Linked DNA regions of Homo sapiens: region 2 is linked to region 1. Evidence: chromatin loops called from intact Hi-C (ENCODE). Cell type or tissue: lower leg skin. All regions are shown on one strand.

Region 1 (5,000 bases):
GCTGAGGCCTCATAAACAGTGACTTTCCTGGAAGAGGGTCTCGACAAACAGCGAAGCCCCCGATGCCCTCCCTCCCCCACAGTGCTGACCCTCAGGAACCCTGGCTGAGTTTGGTTTGCTTTTCTGTAGGAGGATATATTCACCTAACGTGTCCGATGACTTCATTTGTTGCTACTTTTCTAGTTAAAATCTTCAGAATGTAACCAGGCTGTTCCTAGCTCTCTGCCAGAGGAGGCTGTCCAGGCTCCCCCTAATACGGCTGCAATGGGCCCCTTCTATGACGCGCAGGCCTAGAGGGACTGCCAGCAGCTTCGCTGTGGCTAATGCCCTTGTGCAACCTTCCCACCATCCCTGTTCTCGGCTCTGAGGAGCCGCCAGCCTTATGCTCTGTCTCGTGCATTGGCTTCCACTTACAAGGAAGCTGTGGACCAGAGTTCCCAAGTGAAAGACTCTTAAGAAAGACATCAAGGGATATTTTCATTTCCTGGAAGAGCAGTGACCACCTTCTTTCCCAGTGCTCCTGGTGCGCTTAGAGGGCCGCCCATACACTCTGGGTTACAAAGGCTGTTCCCTCTGCGTTCATCAGCGGCCAACCGAGGAGTGCACACCTGGGAGTCCCCAGCAGTGCCTGCCCAGGACACCTGCAGGGAAAGTCCCGGCTGGGCTGTGGCAAAAGCAGCAGGTATTCTGTGTTCATCCTTAGAGGTGATGTTGTTAATTTTCCATGCCCAAAGGAGGGATTCAAACGGTGAATGATTTGGGATTAAAGAATGGGAGACGTGGACACGTATGCTTATTTGACCAGTAGTTTTGTCCACACGAAGCACAAATGTCTTCTCAGTAATTCTGGCTGTTTGCCAGCAGAGACAGCATCATAACCTACAGGCTGATTTGCAGGGTCAAACTCCTACTGCAGACTAATTTGCAACCTGTGCCATTACCTAATCTGGAGATAAAAACCACAAATGCATAAAATGTACAAAGGCTTGGTACTGCCTCCTACTCAGGCTAGATCTGCTTGAAGATCCAGATCGTCAGTAAAAAAAAAAAAAAAATCTGGATTTAAAAAGGGAAGACCAATGAGATAACACCAGGCAGAGCTTGCTGCGCCTGGGATGGCAGAAAACAACTCTTAAAAATGAAAAACAGGGGGCAAGTAAAGCTTCAAGGCATTCACCCTCCCAGCCCATGTGGCCATTTCTGCCATCTACAGAGGCAGATTTTAAACCTAGCTGCTTTTTCGAATCCCAGAGATCCATACGCAGATTCTTAGGCCTGGGCCTGGACATGGTCATTCAGGAGCCAAATTGCTCAAAAGCTCCTTGGGTGATTCTAACATACAGCCATGCTGGGATTGCCAACAGCTCCCATGCCAGACAGAAAACACTTAAAAGAGGAGGAGCCGCTAAGCTACAGGCCAGAGCTGGCCACTGCCGTGACCCACCTTGAACCAGGTGATTCCCATTGGCTTTGGGCGCTTGCAGCCTGTGGCGATGACTCTGGTTGGAGTGAGGATGTAGTCCACAGTGATGTCGTGCTCCTCAACAAGCTCTTCAGGGATGTCCACGACCTGGGGGAAGAGAGGAGGGATAAAGGGGCTGCTGGGAATGCCACTGCAGTCGTGCACACTGCCCCGCTCGGTGGGAACGTGAGGCTGGCTAGAGAAGCACCCCCAAATCCACTCTGGGGCTAAGGCTTAGCCGCTGTACCACTAGCAAGTCCAGCCCTGGCTGATCCACACCACTCGCCACACAGCATGGTTCAGAAGCAGATGAGTCTCCTTCCCCACCCCCTGCTCCCTCAGAAGAGAATGGCAGTGGCTCTGCTCAGCCCATTCATAAGGAGCACCTGGCAGTCGTGGACGATGGTGACCACCGGCGTCTCCTTGCTGACGGCGCCCATGGATACCATCATGGCATATTCCAGATCGGCGTAGCCTTCTCCCTTCCCGATTCTCCAGCCTAAGAGACAACCGAGAATCAGTATCGCTGTGCGGTCCGGGGCATCGCTGAGAAGTGGATTTTCCATCAGGTCCAGTGGAAGAAGAAACTTGAACCCAATATCCCGAGCTAATCTATAGAAATTTTCACAGAAATGCCCACCAAATGCCCACAAGCAGCCCACACTGACGATGGACTTTTGGGCATTCAACAGGAATAACAACACGGCCAATGTCAGGTGGTGAAACTACAATGACGTGAACACTGGACCGTTCAAGCATGTCACAAAGGGAAACAGATCACACTCATGTCAGCTTTATGTTAGCAAGACTCATACTTAAAAAGAATGAAAAGAGCAGTTCTCAAAAAGACTAAAAACAAATTCCCACTGAAAGCAAAACATGTTTAATCAACTTACCTCGGAGGGAAAATCGCTGCTCTGAAGTCAGGAGTGTGTGAGGGCATGGCCTTGTTTCTTCAAAAGCACTGAATACTCACCACTAGATACCAGGTCCTGAGGGACGGTTTAAGCAGTACTAAAGCGTTTTGCAAATTTGTAATTAGTGGCACAACAAAAGGATTATCTGAGCCTAAAAGAGTAGCTAAGATGAAATCGAGGTTTAACAGCCTCTCTAGCCAAATCAGCTATTCAGAGACAAAAATGCAGGAAGACAGGATACATCAAATGCCTTCTGGCCCCCATGGAGAAGCTACAATTCCGCTTATGAGAAGCCTGAGGCACTTCAGAAACTGAGGCCAGCGAGTGCCACCAGCAGCATCACCCGCAGAGCACCCGCATCACTGCTGCCGTGTCTAAGACTCACATCTGATCAAGCTACTTTGACAATTCAAAACCTTCAACTGTGCATGCAGAGAAACAAGAGAAAGAAAATTCAACAGAAAAATAGCAAAGGATATGAACAGTTCACAGAAAATGACAGGCAGATAAGCCGCAAACATGAAAAATGCTTGACTGCCTCCTAATTAGGTGCAAATCAAAGGCAAAGGAGATGCTAGTCACTGCTCACTAGCGGACTGCTCAAAGTCAAAGCTGGCTCACTCCAGCTAGGAACAAGGAAGCGGGAAAAGAGGCCAGGCACCACTGTTGAGGGCCGAAAGTGAGCGGCCCTTCTGGTGGCAACATCAAGGCTGACAATCCACCCTTCAGTTCAGCAACTCCCCTCCGAGGCATTGGCCCCCATGGATAGCCCCAAAGGTGCACCTAGACTATCCCACAGAACATACTTCACTCCAACATGGTCTGTAAGAGAAAAGACCAAAGCCAAATCTGGAAATAACTCATAACGTATGCATCCATCGGCGGGGGTGGGCTTCAGTTACTGAGGTGCAGTCACGTGAGAACACCGTGCAGTTCCTCAACACGGGCCCAGGAGGCCAGCCCGCAGTGCTGACAGGAAGGGGCTCTAAGACACAGTCTCCAGCAAGGCACGGAGCTCTGTGTGTGCCACCGTCCCTTCTGTGAATGCAGAAAAGGGATATCTATACATCTATACCTAAAAACTATAAGACAGGGGTTCCCAACTCCTGGGCCACAGACCAGTACTAGTCCATGGCCTGTGAGGAACCGGGCCACACAGCACGAGGTGGGCAGTGAGAGAGTGAAGCTTCATCTGTATTTACAGCCGCTCCCCATCACTCTCATTACTGTCTGAGCTCCGCCTCCTGTCCGATCAGCTGCGGCATTAGATTCTCACAGGCGTGCAAACCCTCGTATGAATGGTGCATGCCAGGGATCTAGGTTGCGTGCTCCTGATGAGAATCTAATGCCTGCTGATCTGTCACTGTCTCTTATCACCCTGAGATGGGACCGTCTAGTTGCAGGAAAACAAGCTGAGGGCTCCCACTGATTCTTTATTATGAGTTGTATAATTACTCTGTGATTTATTATGATGTAGGAATAACAGAACTAAAGTACACAATAAATGTAATGTGCTTAAATTATCCTGAAACCGTCCCCTCCCTGGTCCATGGAAAAATTGTCTTCCATGAAACCGGTCCCTGGTGCCAAAAAGTTGGGGACCACTGCTATAACATATCTGTGTCTCGGCAAAAGAAACTATCATCAGAGTGAACAGAGAACCTACAAAATAGGAGACAATTTTGCAAACTATCTGTCTGACAAAGGTCTAATATCCAGAGTCTGTAAGAAACTGAAACAAATTTACAAGAAAAAAACCCAAACAACCCCAATAAAAAGTGGGCAAAGGGCATGAACAGACACTCCTCGAAAGAAGACATTTATACAGCCAACAAACATGGAAAAAAGCTCAACATCACTGATCATTAGAGGAATGCAAATCAAAACCACAATGAGACACCACCTCATGCCAGTCAGAATGGCCACAGATGCTGGCAAGGCTGTGGAGAGATAGGAACACTTTTACACTGTTGGTGGGAAGGTAAATTAATTCAACCATTATGGAAGACAGTGTGCTGATTTCTAGAGGACCTAGAACCAGAAATACCATTTGACCTAGCAATCCCATTACTGGGTATATACCCAAAGGATTATAAATCATTCTACTCTAAAGACACGTGCACATGTAGGTTCACTGTAGCACTATTCACAATAACAATGACATGGAATCAACCCAAATGCTCATCAACGATAGGCTGGATAAAGAAAATGTGGTACATATACACTATGGAATACTATGCAGCCATAAAAAGGAATGAGAGCATGTCCTTTGCAGGGACATGGATGGAGCTGGAAAACATTATCCTCAGCAAACGAACGCAGGAACAGAAAACCTAGCACTGCATGTTCTCACTCGTAAGTGGGAGCTGAACAATGAGAACATATGGACACAGGGAGGGGAACAACACATACTGGGGCCTGTCAGGGCAGGGGCAGTGGGAGGGAGAACATCAGGTAAAATAGCTAATGCATGCTGGGCTTAATACTTAGGTGATGGGTTGGTAGGTGCAGCAAATCACCATGGAACACGTTTACCTATGTAACAAACCTGCACATCCTACACATGTATCCCGGAACTTAAAAAAAAAAGATATCTGTGTCTCACACGCATGCTACTATGT
Region 2 (5,000 bases), 680 kb after region 1:
TGTCAGCCCCCAGGGAGCTCACACGGGCCCCAGAAACGGGAGAAAGACACGTGGGTCTCCCACAGCCCCTCCCGCAGCGGGGCTTTGGGAGGGGCCGTCCAGGCCGGGGCTGAGCTGCGCACACTCGCTGTGTGGTCTGCCCTGAGCCCCAGACTTTTCGCCCGTCCACTTCACCGGCGGTGACTCAGGCTTGGGTAAGAAAACACCCGGTTTCCCAGCAGACTGGGACCGAGAGTCCCGGAACCCAGGCGCGGTGTCCCTGGTGCCCACTGAGGGGCTGGCATTTAAGGCGCCTGCCGGCCCCTCGTCCTTTCCTGGGGCCTTTCGGAGAATCCGCGCAGCGCCCGCTTCCCTGCCAGGGGGTGAGGCCCACGGGAGGAAGCTGGAATGCGGACTGGAAAATGAAAATGCCCTGTTAATGAGCAGCCAGCAAAGACGGGAAACGCCAGAGTTTCCAGGAAGGGGCTTTGGAGAGCGGGCGCTCGGGCCCTGGGCCTCAGTGGCCGTGTGCAGAAAATGAGGGCCGATCCCGGTGGCTGGGGCCGGCCCAGGCCACCCAAGGTGTGAGTGGCACAGCTGAGCTCGGACCCCTGACCCCAATTCAGGGCTCCTTCCGCTAGGGCGAGCCCACCACCCGCGCAGAGCCCCTGACAGCTTCCCCAAGCCAGGCGGCCGCCCTAGGGAGGTTGCTCTGCTCCCCTAAGGGGAGGGCTCCAGGCAGGCACCATCTCACCTGCGTTTCACTCAACCACCTGAGGCGGAGCTGACCCTCCAGCATGGATCCCACCGCAGACCAGAGCACAGATCTGATCCCAACACGGACCTGACCCCCAGCACGGACCTGACCCCTAGCACGGACCTGACCCCCAGCACGGACCTGACCCCCAACACGGACCTGATACCCAACACGGACCTGACCCCCAACACGGACCTGACCCCCAGCACGGACCTGACCCCCAACACGGACCTGATCCCCAACACGGACCTGACCCCCAACACGGACCTGACCCCCAGCACGGACCTGACCCCCAGGTGTGGACCTAACCCCCAGCACGGACCTGACCCCCAGCACGGACCTGACCCCAGGGCGCGGACCTGACCCCCAGCGCAGACCTGACCCCCAGCACGGACCTGACCCCCAGCACGGACCTGACCCCCAGGTGTGGACCTAACCCCCAGGTGTGGACCTGACCCCCAGGTGTGGACCTAACCCCCAGCATGGACCTGACCCCAGGGCGCGGACCTGACCCCCAGCACGGACCTGACCCCCAGCACGGACCTGACCCCAGGGCGCGGACCTGACCCCCAGCACGTACCTGATCCCCGAGCTCGGACCTGACCCCCAGCACGGACCTGACCGCCAGCACGGACCTGACCCCAGGGCACGGACCTGACCCCCAGCACGGACCTGACCCCCAGCACGGACCTGACCCCAGGGCGCGGACCTGACCCCCAGCATGGACCTCACCCCCAGCACAGACCTGACCCTCAGCACGGACCTGACCCCCAGCATGGACCTGACCCCAGGGCGCGGACCTGACCCCCAGCACGGACCTGATCCCCGAGCTCGGACCTGACCCCCAGCACGGACCTGACCCCAGGGCGTGGACCTGACCCCCAGCACGGACCTGACCCCCAGCACGGACCTGATCCCCGAGCTTGGACCTGACCCCCAGCACGGACCTGACCCCCAGCACGGACCTGACCCCAGGGCGCAGACCTGACCCCCAGGACAGACCTGACCCCCAGCACGGACCTGACCCCCAGGTGTGGACCTAACCCCCAGCACGCACCTGACGCCAGGGCGCGGACCTGACCCCCAGCACGGATCTGACCCCCAGCACAGACCTGACCCCCAGCACGGACCTGACCCCCAGCACAGACCTGACCCCAGGGCGCGGACCTGACCCCCAGCACGGATCTGACACCCAGCACAGACCTGACCCCCAGCACGGACCTGACCCCCAGCACGGACCTGACCCCAGGGTGCAGACCTGACCCCCCAGCAAGAGTCTGACCCCAGGTCACAGACCTGCCCCACCCCCGGGCGCAGACCTGACCCCCAAGCGGATCTGACCCCCAGCACAGACCTGACCCCCGAGCTCGGACCTGACCCCAAGCTTAGATGTGACCTGAGCTCGGATCTGACCCCGTCAGAGTGCAGATCTGACACCCAGTAGGGATCTGACTCCTGAGCACGTCCAATTAAGGCTCTGAAAGATGTGTGGCCCCTTCCTTCCTCCCACAGTGCGTCACGTGTTGTGTTTCATGCTCAAGGAAGGGTGTGTATGTGTGTCCGTGTGAGAGAGACAGAGGTAAAGTATGTGTGAGAGCGTGCATGAATGTGTGTATGAGAGTGTGAGAGTGAGGGTGTGAAATTGAGAATCAATGTGTGTGTGAAAGTGTGACAGGGAGTGTGCAAGCGTATGAGCGTGACTCTGGACGAATGCATGCATGCAGACATGTTTAGAGGCTGAATGTGTTTTGAGTGTGTGTGAGTGCATATGTATGTGAGAATATGTGAGTGCATATGAGTGCATATGTGTGTTTGTGTGACTGCATGTGTGTGTGTGAATGTGAGATTGTGCTGTGTGAATGTGAGTTTGTGCATGTGTGTGTGAATTCGTGTGAGTGCATGTGTGTGTATGTGTGAAGACTGCATAAGTGTGAGTGCATGTGTGTGAATTTGTGTGCACGTGTGTGAGTGTATGAGTGCATGTGTGTATGTGTAAATGTGAGTATATGTGTACGTGAAGAATGCATAAATGTGTGTGAGTGCAGGTGTGTGTGTATGTGTGAAGACTGCGTAAGTGTGAGTCAGTGCATGTGTGTGTGAGAGGGTGAGTGTGTGAGAGCGTGTGTGTGTGATATTTACTGAGCCCCACACCCACTCCTGTCCCAGACGGCCACACGCCCCTGTGCTGGGCACTAACAATACAGAGGCCACCAGGTTGTAACTCCCACCCCAAAGAAGCGACGATCCAGCCGAGGACGCTGAACGCACCTCTAGAATGCAGTGCAATAGGGCACAGACCCATAGTTCCTCGAGGACCGGGACAGAATGTCCTCTCCCTCCCGAAGCTCAGTGCTGAGCACATGACTGATGCTAACATGCATGGTTGGTGGTTGGTGGCTTGTTGTTGGTGGCTGGTTGTTGATGAGCTGATTGGTTGGTTGGGTAGTTGGTTGGGTGGGTGGATCATTGTTCATTAGTTGGTTGGTTACTGATGTTAGTTGGCTGGCAGAGAACAAAAACCAGATAAGCCAGCATGGTACCCTAAACAGAACATGGACTTTGGGGTCACAGAACATGAATCCCACTCCTAACTCTGCCTTTTCCAAGCTCTGTGGTCATGAGAAAGCCCCTTCACACTGACATTTCCATGCCATAGGTTCCTCATCTGTAAAATAGGGATAATGGTAGCTACTTTGCAGTTAACACACATACAGTGACTAGGACATTAAGGGCACTCAGTGAATGGCAGACACTGTCACTATTATTCAACATGGAAATGAAGGATTAGATTCTGGAGTGTGTAAGACATCTTTCCTGCAACCCCCAACGTGACATCACTCGAGATTCTGCACACCGTCTCCACGTAGGCCCATGAGAAAAAAATACGAGTCACAACCATTGCATAATATGAGCCAGCCTATAACTTACAAAGTGCACAGAACTCTTGAAGGAATTTCAAAGCCCATGGAGCTCAAAGCCCCCTTCCTCTGGCCATTTGGGATTAATGACTAGCCCGAAACACACATATCTCATAGAGAGAAGGTTCGCCAAAAGTCACCAGCACATGACTTAGAAGCCTCCAAAACACTTTGCAGTTTGCAAAGCACTTTCACATATATTATGTCATGTGGCCCTCAGTGTACTCCTGAAAGGTAGACAGGACTCAATTAGTCTCCCCATTTACAGATGAGGAAACTGAGGCTCAGAGAAGCAAAGTTACTCAAATAAGTCACACAGCGGAGTACAAGATACAAGCTGTCTTTCCAATACTGAGATACATGGTCAATGTCTTAAAGCACAAATGGGCTGGGCATGGTGGCTCATGGGTGGGCATGGTGGCCCAGCATTTTGGGAGGCCGAGGTGGGAGGATCTCTTGAGCCCAGGAGTTCAAGACCAGCCCTGGTAACACAGCAAGACCCCATCGCTACAAAGAGAAAAAAAAAATTAGTCAGGCATAGTGATGAGTACCTGTTATCCCAGCTACTTGGGAAGCTGAGATGGGAGGATCACCTAAGCCTGGGAGGTCGAGGCTGCAGTGAGCCATGACTGCACCATTGCACTCCTGCCTAGGTGACACAGTGAGACTCTGTCTCAAAAAAACAAACAAATAAAACAAAAAAACCCCTAACAATCTGGAAATTGTTCAGATCAACAAAAAAGCACTAAAGGATACTTGGAGGTGTGGCAAAGTAGGAATTCCATTATAAAGTAATAAAAACTAAATTCCTAGTTCAACTCATAGAAAAACAGTAAACTCCAGATACATTAAATAACTAAATATGAAAGGCAAAAAAATTAAAAATGTGGAGGAAAACACAGGAAATAGCTTTATAAATTTTGAGAAAGATTTCTTAAACAAGAGGTAAAGACAATATCATAAAGGAAAAAATAATACATTTGGAGATTGAGGGTTATGAGGCTGAGTCCCAATAAAGGACTCAATAGTGGCATTTCAGCAGTAAGCAGAGAAAACATCCAGGAGTGGCTGAATTCCTTCACATCTTCCTAGAATGCAATAATATATTCTGTCAAAGTCTTCAGCCTATCAAGAAACACTTATTATCACCAACATCATAACCATCATCATAACCATTACCATAATATATCTTCACCATCATCATCACCATTGTCACCATCATCATCACCATCACTACCACCACCATCATTATCCACCGTCATCCATCATCATCACCACCATCACCATCACCACCACCACCACCATCGCCATCACCACCACCATCATCATCCATTATCACCCTCACC

Evidence for each region. A loop is a pair of places that touch in the nucleus more often than their neighbours do. Peaks named below come from ENCODE experiments on the same cell type or tissue, not always from the same donor. Only the 100,000 strongest peaks of a DNase experiment are listed, where the experiment ranks them.
Region 2: a loop joins it to region 1, with 6 times the contacts of the local background. A loop is called at or near these places in 1 of 110 quality-filtered maps.

The regions. Positions count from the first base shown.
Region 1 is chr16:86,540,253-86,545,252 of GRCh38, forward strand. MTHFSD (methenyltetrahydrofolate synthetase domain containing) reads right to left here. Exons shown (of 8, transcript NM_001159377.2): 6 at 1,849-1,961; 7 at 1,445-1,570. Among named protein-coding and RNA genes, the nearest start is that of MTHFSD, 12 kb to the right of the region's middle. In lower leg skin, no CTCF peak of the experiment used is centred here; no DNase peak of the experiment used is centred here.
Region 2 is chr16:87,216,793-87,221,792 of GRCh38, forward strand. The region is part of intron 2 of LOC101928708 (a long non-coding RNA gene); the gene reads left to right. Among named protein-coding and RNA genes, the nearest start is that of C16orf95, 98 kb to the right of the region's middle. In lower leg skin, no CTCF peak of the experiment used is centred here; DNase peaks (open chromatin) are centred at 239, 809, 2,029 and 4,079.